Linked DNA regions of Homo sapiens: region 2 is linked to region 1. Evidence: chromatin loops called from intact Hi-C (ENCODE). Cell type or tissue: PC-9. All regions are shown on one strand. Each heading gives the region's core, and the rest is flanking DNA. Links, peaks and the distances in the headings are about the cores only.

The links. Hi-C counts contacts between places; a loop is a spot of excess contacts. Peaks named below come from ENCODE experiments on the same cell type or tissue, not always from the same donor. Only the 100,000 strongest peaks of a DNase experiment are listed, where the experiment ranks them.
Region 2: it touches region 1 in a loop (5-fold over the local background); 1 of 110 quality-filtered maps calls a loop at or near these places.

Annotation. Positions count from the first base shown.
Region 1 is chr11:31,395,245-31,400,005 of GRCh38, forward strand. All of the region lies in intron 2 of DNAJC24 (DnaJ heat shock protein family (Hsp40) member C24), which reads left to right. Among named protein-coding and RNA genes, the nearest start is that of DNAJC24, 28 kb to the left of the region's middle. In PC-9, for the core only: CTCF peaks have their summits at 2,210 (motif pointing right) and 2,412; no DNase peak of the experiment used is centred there.
Region 2 is chr11:32,106,818-32,111,578 of GRCh38, forward strand. No RefSeq gene overlaps it. Among named protein-coding and RNA genes, the nearest start is that of RCN1, 18 kb to the left of the region's middle. In PC-9, for the core only: no CTCF peak of the experiment used is centred there; DNase peaks (open chromatin) are centred at 2,014, 2,524 and 2,964; H3K4me3 peaks cover 983 bases; H3K27ac peaks cover 1,942 bases.

The DNA.
Region 1 (4,761 bases), core at 433-4,432:
GTTGTGTTAATATATGTACGACATTTTGTTTATCCAGCCTAACGTTGATGGGCATTTAGGTTGATTCCTTGTCTTTACTATTGTGAGTAGTGCTGTAATGAACATACACATCCATGTCCTATGTGTCTTTGTGGTGTAAGGATTTATAGTCCATTGGTTTTATACCCAATAATGGGATTGCTGGTCGAATGGTAGTTCTGTTTTAAGTTGTTTGAGGAACCACCAAACTGCTTTCCACAGTAGCTGAACTTATTTGCATTCCCACTAGCAGTGTATAAGCATCCATTATTTTTTTACCTTTAAATGATAGTCATTCTGACTGTATACCCCAATTTTTAAAAAATTTAAATTTTGTTCAAAATATATTGACTCATAATGTGTTATTTGATTTTTACAAAACACTGTGAAGTATATGGACATATTTTTTATTCATTGACTAAATATTAAGGGTCTTGTAACGTGTCAGGCACTGTGCTAGGTGCTATGGATTTAGTGGTGAATGTGGACAAAGGTCCTTACTCTCATGAGTAGCTTATAGTTTGGCAAATATTCTTTTCATTTTTCAAACAAGGAAATTTTATACAGTTGAATAACTTTTCTGGGATCACAAGATTTGTAATAACAGAACCAGAATCAAAACTCAGTTTTTAGTATTTTAAAAATCAGTGTTGCTCCAGTTATCTCTTGTATCTTTAATTTCCCCTTTCCATTAGCTTTTTCCACTCATCCAGTAAAAGCTCTTCAAAAAATTCTTCATTGACCTTGGTTCTTTGAACTGTCACTCCTTTCTTCTTGCCAAACATTAATTGTCTACTATCCATTGGCTTCTCAGCCCACTCCATTTCACCACTGACAGTCTTCTAAACGGTGACTACCGAAGTGGCCAGTGTTCCTTTTTTGCCAAATGTAGTGGATTTACTGTGACATCTGATACTGTTGTAAGTCTTGAATTTTGAAATTTCTTCCTCTCTGGGCAGGAGCATGTCTTTCCTGATTATCTTCTTGCTTGTCTGACCACTGCTCTATTTTCTTTTCCAGGATCTATTCCTCTATGTGATATAAATGTCACTGTGCTTCTGAGTTTTATTTGACCCTCTTCACTTACAAGGAAATCAAGGATTCTTCATCTGAGGCTCAGGGGACTTTGGAGGTCGGTTAGCCCCTCAATTATATGCAAATTTTTATAAGATTCTTAGAGGAGTTCATAACTCAAAAAGGTTAAGACAGACTGCTCTCTGTGTATTCCTTTAGCTTTATCTGCTGCATGAGTGACTTCCAAATTTATGTCCCCTGCTTCCTATGTTTCCCCTTGTCTGACTCCCGCCTTTGATCTTCAGCAGCCTTAGTTTAGCATAGTTCCTCAGGAGGGCTACAGTAGCACAGTAGTTTTTTTATTGCCAATCTCCCTATCTATCCTCTTACCCATTCCATCCTACTATCAGTTTAGAATGTTTTTGTCTTTGAAACAAAAACATGATTATGTCCCTATCATGAAAATAATGTGGAGTTTTAATTAGGAACAAATCCACATTTCTTGGCATACTAAAAAACTCTCTATGATTTGACCCCAGTCTAGCTTTTCAACTTCATCTCCCTTTTCCCTATCCAACCATTCTTTCACTCATTCTTGGTCTGACTTACAGTTCTGCTTTTCGTAACTCTAATACCCATTTTAGTACTTTCTTGCCTTGTATTTGCTACTTCCCTCTCCCTGGAATACCTTTCCTTCCCAATCCTACACAGTTTCTCCATAGCCAACTCTATGCATCCTTCAAAACCTAGTCATATATCACCTTTATTATAAAACCTTCCCCAACTTATCCAAGTGAAAACTTTCTCATGCTGTCATCTTATTCATGCATCTATCCTTCCCAATGCATTATAATAAATTGTTGGCATGCCTACTCTTTACCACTAGACTGTGAGTCCCTCAAGGATAGGGATCCCTGTTTATTCATCATGGTATCTTCATTGGCTGGCACAATGTCTGGCTTGTTGTAAGGTAGTAAATAATTTTTTTTGATGGATAAACATTTTTACGATGCCAGTTTTACACGTGGGTTATATTTTCTCTGAAGCACAAAACCTTAAAAGAGTTTAAAAACATTTTAAAAACCATGTTTCATTTGTTAACTTGCATAAAAGATCAATGAATCGTTGACTGCTTCTTTAGGCAATATTTTACTAAGCAATAGGTGGCAGTAGTGTGTTGTACTTGACTTTACCTTTGTGATTTTTTTTTTTTTTTTCAGCTTTCATAATCTTAATGCAGTGTCAAAGTGTAAAGGACACAATTGCAGTACTCTGATACCTAACTTTTTGTAACATGATCATGTTTTAAGCAAGTGAGCATCTCATAGAAAATAAAGCAAAACAACAACAAAACACAGCCAAAGTCAGTCAATGTGCATCTCTTGCCTGTCTAAACTATATTCAGATTCATTAGAGAATTACAACTGCACGGTCTTAACAGCATTTCCTCACCAACTGTTTAACAGCTGCTTCAAAATAACAGTGATTTGCAATAATGAAAATCAAAAATTATCTCAGAGGATATGTGTTTCTTTTTTTTTTTTATTTTCCCCCGAGATGGAGTCTTGCTCTGTTGCCCAGGCTGGTGCGATCTCAGCTCACTGCAACCTCTGCCTCCTGGGTTCAAGTGATTCTCCTGCCTCAGCCTCCCGAGTAGTTGAGATTACAGGAGCGTGCCACCATGCCCAGCTAATTTTTGTATTCTCAGTAGAGATGGGATTTCATCATGTTGGCCAGGCTGGTCTCGAACTCTTGACCTCATGATCCTCCTGCCTCGGCCTCCCAAAGTGCTAGGATTATAGGCGTGAGCCACCACGCCTGGCCCAATATGTATTTCTTGGTATCCTAAGAAGCCTACTTAGGCCTTTATTTCAAAAATAGTGTATTAAGTTCATTGACTTTAACTACAGTTATTAAATGCTTTATTTTTCTTCTTTTACTCTTTTTTTTTTCCCTGTCAGTATTAAGGTCACCTATCTTGTTTATTGAGCTTCATTTAGTTGACTTTCTCTCATCATTAGGTATTTAGAATTAAGGATTGTTACCACCTCTCCAGCCTTATGCATGTAATCCCATCATTAATTTTGAACACCTATATATGAGAATGTTACATACCTGTATACCTATATATGTTAGTATATTTCATTTCACTTGTTGTTTCCTGTAGCTTATAAAGTTAAATCAGTTGAAGTTTTATTTAAAGAATATTTGTACATTTTAGGTCCACAGGAACATTTCTGCAAATAAAAGAAATAGATAACTTTTATAGGAAACAGTTTTAGCATTGATTCAAATAAGAGGTAGATAAAGATAATCTGTGACATTTTCTTTCTCATATCTTGTTTACTGTTTTTTTCCCATCTCAGGGGTAAAGCACCCAAGGGAATTCAAAGCCACTGAACTAGTATCATTAATATGGCAGAATGATCAAGATCAATTAATATAAGAAAAGCATGAAAGCGTTGACAGAACACACTACTTAATTAGTACCTGATGGCCTTGGTGGCCAGAGCAAGAGCTCTGAGTTGTTGTAGGAGAGCCCCTCTATAGGATCTGTATGTGTACATCGCCACTCTTATTTAGCAGGGATGACTTTAGTTTGACATCAGTTTCTTGAGTCCTTAATTGTATAAAAAAACATCTTTTCCCTGAACCCAGAGAGTAGGTGAAGTCAGCAAGTACCCTCCCTACTGCTAATCGTCATCTGGGGAAATTGGAGGTAAAGGGTTGATATCAGAATTCTCTCTGTAGCTTGTGTTGAATATATCATCAAAGACTTATTTGATTTGCTTTGGGGGAGTGGAGGTGTCTGGGTTTATATTTATATTGGATATTATGTAACCCACTGCACAAGATTTAAAATTGTTTTTATATCTTATGTGCAGTCATACAGGACAGGGGTTATGCTACACTTGCATATATTCAAAAGAGAAAAAAGGCATGTTACTAACAAAAGGAATTGGTATAACATTATATTTTAGAGTTAGTAAATCTCACAGTTTAAGGTATATTATAGAGGTTTTAAAAAAGGTTTTGCCATAAATTGCCATGGATTCAGTAATTCAACCACGTATCTTAACCTTTTACATTTCTTTATTTTTGTGAATTCTGTTTCTGCAGATCTATCTCTTAATTCTCTTTTTTTTTTTTTTTTTTGAGACGGAGTCTCGCTCCGTCACCCAGGCTGGAGTACAGTGGCACGATCTCAGCTCACTGCAACCCTGCCTCCTGGGTTCAAGCGATTCTTCTGCCTCAGCTTCCTGAGTAGCTGGGAGTACAGGCGCACGCCATCACGCCCAGCTAATTTTTGTATTTTTAGTAGAGACGGGATTCCAACATATTGGCCAGGCTGGCCTCGAACCCCTGACCTCGTGATCTGCCCGCCTCGGCCTCCCAAAGTGCTGGGGTTACAGGCGTGAGCCACCATGCCCAGCCTCTTTTTTTTTTTTTTAACTGTTTTTTCTTTTTTTTTTTTTTTTTTTTTTACTTCAAGCTCCAGGATACATATGCAGAATGTGCAGGTTTGTTACATAGGTATACATGTGCCATGGTGGTTTGCTGCACCTATCAACTCATCATCTAGGTTTTAAGCCCCTCATACATTAGGTATTTGTCCAGATGCTCTCCCTCCCCCTGTCCTCCACCTCTCAACAGGCCCTGGTGTGTGTTGTTCCCCTCCCTGTGTCCATGTGTTCTCATTGTTCAGCTCCCACTTATGAGTGAGAACAT
Region 2 (4,761 bases), core at 528-4,527, 710 kb after region 1:
AATTGCTAAATGGGAACTTTGAGCGATTTGCCCAAGATTCCACAATGATTAAATGGCAAGGCAAGACATCAACTCCAGGTGTTCCTGGCTCCAAAGTTCTCTTCCATTTAGCTTTAAGTTTTGCTGCTCCAAATCTCAAAATTTCATATGTTTTCTCTTTATTTCTTTGCTCATCCACAGCATATGATTATGTGGTAAGGAAATGAGAATAACTCCGCTTTACTAGAAATAAGCATATGGCTTTTTTTTTAAAGCAATGAGAAGCTGTTTTTTAAAAAATGAGAAAATAATATTGTGTAACCTAATTATAAGCATAACAATTTAAAAGGTGATGACATTATTTTTCACCTCCAAAAAGGAATATAGTTGATTTATTATTGTATGTAGTAAGACATTAAATATATTTGGAGCATTAACTTTTTCCTTTCAAGTCAGTGCACATTGGAAGACTAACCCTGAACGATACTAGAGCTTCTGGGGCTGAATTTAACACTAAAGAATGAAAACCTTAGCTAGGGGCAAAACTGTTAACATGGTGATTTGTAAAACCTTAGATTTCTAATAAGGTCTGACTGTTTCAAGGAAAACATATTTTGTTTCTAGGTAACATTTCAAGTCTGATTATGAACAAATGCTACAAAATTGATCTGTAATGGGAAATACTGTAATGTCACAAAGCATTATTTAATGCTTAATGTGACTGAAAGCATTAATTGCTAGGAGCCATTGTCTGTCCAAGCAAAACACAAACACACATTTTACACTCCGCGTCTCTTACTGTAGGTTTTCGAATGAATAAAAGTGTCACAAAAATGTAGTTAGAAAATCTGCCATACCTGAAGGTTTTCTTCACCTGTTTGGAATATGGTAGTTGTTCCCTTATTAGCAAATGCGTGAGTCGTATCTTCTCAGAAGTCCCCAGCAAACAGTTGCTGTGTGGCTGCTTGTTAGCAGCTCAGCTAAAATGTCTCGTGGGGTGAGGTAGTGAGTGGTTGACGGGATTTTTTTTTTTTCCTTCTAGATTTATTTTGTCACTTTCATAATGAAATCTCAGGTTTCTCCAAGAACGTGCAGTTGAGATTTGGCTGTCTCTGAAGTACTGAAATGAGTTTATAGCACTAGAATTCCCACTAAAAACCAATGAGTGGCATAACGTTCATCACTTTGGCTCACACTGAAGTATTAAAAGTCTGAGTACTGGCTGGAAACCTTGTGTCATCAGTAAACTCATGAGATTTACATGAACTTGGGGCTATTTCCAAAGAAACCATCCCCATCCTCAATTCTGGTCAGTCCCAGGGTCCATGGCTGGGGATACATACCCTAGGTGTAATGCGTCGCACCACCCCATGTGCTTTTAGTACCTCTATAATTTTTCTCATGTAAAATAGAAAATGGAGTCTGATTCTCCCACAGAAGTCCATCAAAGAAAATGGCTGTAAGGATTGGCTACCTTCTACCTCAAAGGTGTTTGTGTAGTGAGCACTTAAGCATTTCATTGCTCCTAGGATAAACACTAATAGCTCTGTACCAGGAACTATACCAAGCACATACATACATTTCTTTCTCATGTAACCCTCACAGCAGCCCTTGAGATTGGTACTTGTAGGAAAGAGGAGAAGCCAGGTTATGTTGCAGTAACAGACAATGCTAACATCTCAGTGGTTTAAAGCAACAGAGGTATAATCTTTGCTTTTGCAAAGCCAGCTGTGGCCTGGCCAGTTGTCTGTGGTGTGGGGTCTCAGCAAGATATCTCCACAAGCAACCATATCCACTGGAGACCCCACACAGGCAATCCACTGCTGCCACCTAAAAGTGGCCCCTGTCACTCATGCTCACTGACATTGGTCAGTCAAAGCAAGTCATGTGGCCACTTCTAACTTCAAGGGAGCAGGAGAGTGTGATCCTACTGCTGAAAGCACTGGTGAGCAGCATCTGTGGTTACCACAGTGGATTCCCATCTTACAAATCAGGGAACTAGAAAGGGAAGTAATGCCCAAAGCCACCCAACTCACATATGAGATGACTGTATAATTGATTGTCCAGACAAGGACACCTTTGCCAATGAAAGGGAGGAGTTTTAATCAATATCTCCCTGAATCCTGGACAACCTGCTCTGCTCACTTTGGGACTAGTAAAGACTCATTCCACTCCTTGTCTCACTATGTTCTTCCCCAAGGGTTGAGAAGTCCATGGGCCAAAAAATTTTGCCCATTCAGAGCCAGTGCCTCCTGCTTCTAGACCATGCTCCAAGTCCCCAGATGACTCCAGAACTCTCTGCCCAAATGACCCCAAGTCTCTTCCAAAGCCTGGGTCAGCCTCTTCCCCAGGTATATCTTCCAAAGGGCAGGCAACATGGTGGGTAAGCCCACCTCTAGTCCCAAAGGATGGCCAACGGGCAGCTGTTGGGGGGTGGACTTGATGTAAACCTGCAGGCTGCGGTGTTCACACACACTGCTATGGTTTGAATCTATGAATCACCCAAAATTCATTTGCTGAAACTTAAGACCCAAGGCAATGACATTGTAAACAAAAAAGTATGCGTCAGGTCTCAATCAATTTAGAAGTTTATTTTGCCAAGGTTAAGGACATGCCTGGGAGGAAAAAACAAAACAAAACACAGAATCAAAGAAACAGCCTGTGGTCTGTGCTTTTCTCCAAGGATGATTTCGAGGGCTTCAATATTTAAAGGGAGAAAGAGGCTGCAGGGGAAAGAGTGAGATAGGATATGGAAATCCACAGGTTGCAAGGAAAAAAGAGCAGGTAGGGGAATAGTGAATTATGTATTCGTCTCCTGCTCAGTAAATCGGTACTTTACATACAGTAAGGGGAATATAAAGTAGCTACCTGTGGAAATACTTAACTTTTATCGGTAGGTATCTGCTCAGGAGCAAAAGGAAAGGGAGCTTCTTGCATGACTCAGCTTTCGGCTTAACTTTCCCTTGTGGCAGAGCGAATTGGGATCCCAAGTTTTTATTTTCCTCTCACAGTATTAAGAGGTGGGGCTTTTAGGAGGTGATTAGTTCATGAGGGCAGGGCCCTCATGAATAGGATTAGTGCCTCTATAAAAGGGCTCAAGAGAACTAGCTAGGCCTCCTTTTTGCCCTTCTGCCATGTGAGGACCCAGCAACAAGGCACCATCTTGGAAGCGGGGAGAAGCCTTCACTAGATACCAAACCTACCAGGGCTCTGATCTTGCACTTTCTAGCCTACAAAGCTGTGAGAAATAAATTTCTATTCTTTATAAATGACCCAGTCTAAGGTATTTTGTTACAGCAACAAAAACAGACTAACAGACACACCTACATGGAGCCCATTGGTAGGAAGAACAATAATAGAGTGACCTCCATTTTTTATTCCCATGATGGGGCCCACAAGTATTAGGGGATGGCCTGCCATGATGCTAGGGCAACCAGGATCGTCTTGGGTAAACAGAGACATGTGGTTCCCCTACTTAGAAATGGCAGATAAGGCCGAGCGCAGTGGCTCAAGCCTGCAATCCCAGTTCTTTGGGAGGCTGAGGTGGGCAGATCATGAGGTCAGGAGTTCAAGACCAGCCTGGCCAACATGGCGAAACCCCATCTCTATTAAAGATACAAAAAATTAGCCCGGCGTGATGGTGCACACCTGCAATCCCAGCTACTCAGGAGGCTGAGGCAGGAGAATCGCTTGAACCCAGGAGGTGGAGGTTTCAGTGAGCCAAGATCACGGCACTGCACTCCAGCCCAGGTGGGTGACAGTGCGAGACTCTGTGTCAAAAATAAATAAATAAATAAATAAATAAATAAATAAATGGCAGATAAGGGATACAAATACAGGTCTCTCTGTTAATCACTCCACTATACTGCCTCTGATTCAGGAGCCTCTTAGTGGAACCAACAGGGCTATCACCACAATTTTTAAAACTGGTGGGAGGGCATGGTGTCATTTGAAAATTCAGGACTACTGTGATGAGATGCAGAGTTGGTAGCATGGAAAGACGGGTCCAAAGTCCTGGTTGAATTCGAGTTCTAACTCTGCCACTCAGAAGTGCTGTGATCTTGGCAGGTTACCCTCCTCCTGAAGAGCCTGTTCTGTTTTAAAGTGGGGATCATCATCATAATACCTAGCTCCCAGAGTAGCTCTGCAAATGAGGTGAGATAATGCATGTGCAAGGAGTTCGAGGACTGGGAAGTGACACACACATAAAAGGATTGCTCTCTGTTGACCCTCCTGAGCAGGTCAAGTGCCAGAGTTCAGGTAATCAATGCCTGCAAACACCAGGCTGCTGTTTAATCATCTTTTCATGCTTTAGAATTATTCCTGTGAAGCATTTTTAAAACCCCCAAATCAATCTATTACTAGGTTGAACTAAATGGCCTCAATGACAAAGGAATAGCACTTCGCAATTGTTTTTATTATGGTGAGGGTATTCCAAAGATATTTATAAGTGGCAGGGATTTGGAACTCAATTCCATAGCAGATGGAGAGTCTCCATACATGCAAAAAGCATTCAAGAATCCAGATGGAAAAGGTCACTGGGGATTATGTTTTCCAAATCAGGAAACTGAGGCCCAGGGAGATTAAACCCATGGTTTTCCCTGTGGCACTGAGGTGGAGACAGACCTTGGACTAGAACCTGACTCAGCTGTCTTCTTTAAAACCTCAACTTTCTCATCTGGAAAATGGTGATAATAACACCTGTTGTATAGAACAGTCATGATGATTGATTGAAGCAATGACCGTAAAGCATTCTGTGTCTTCAGCATTCAGCAAATGGCA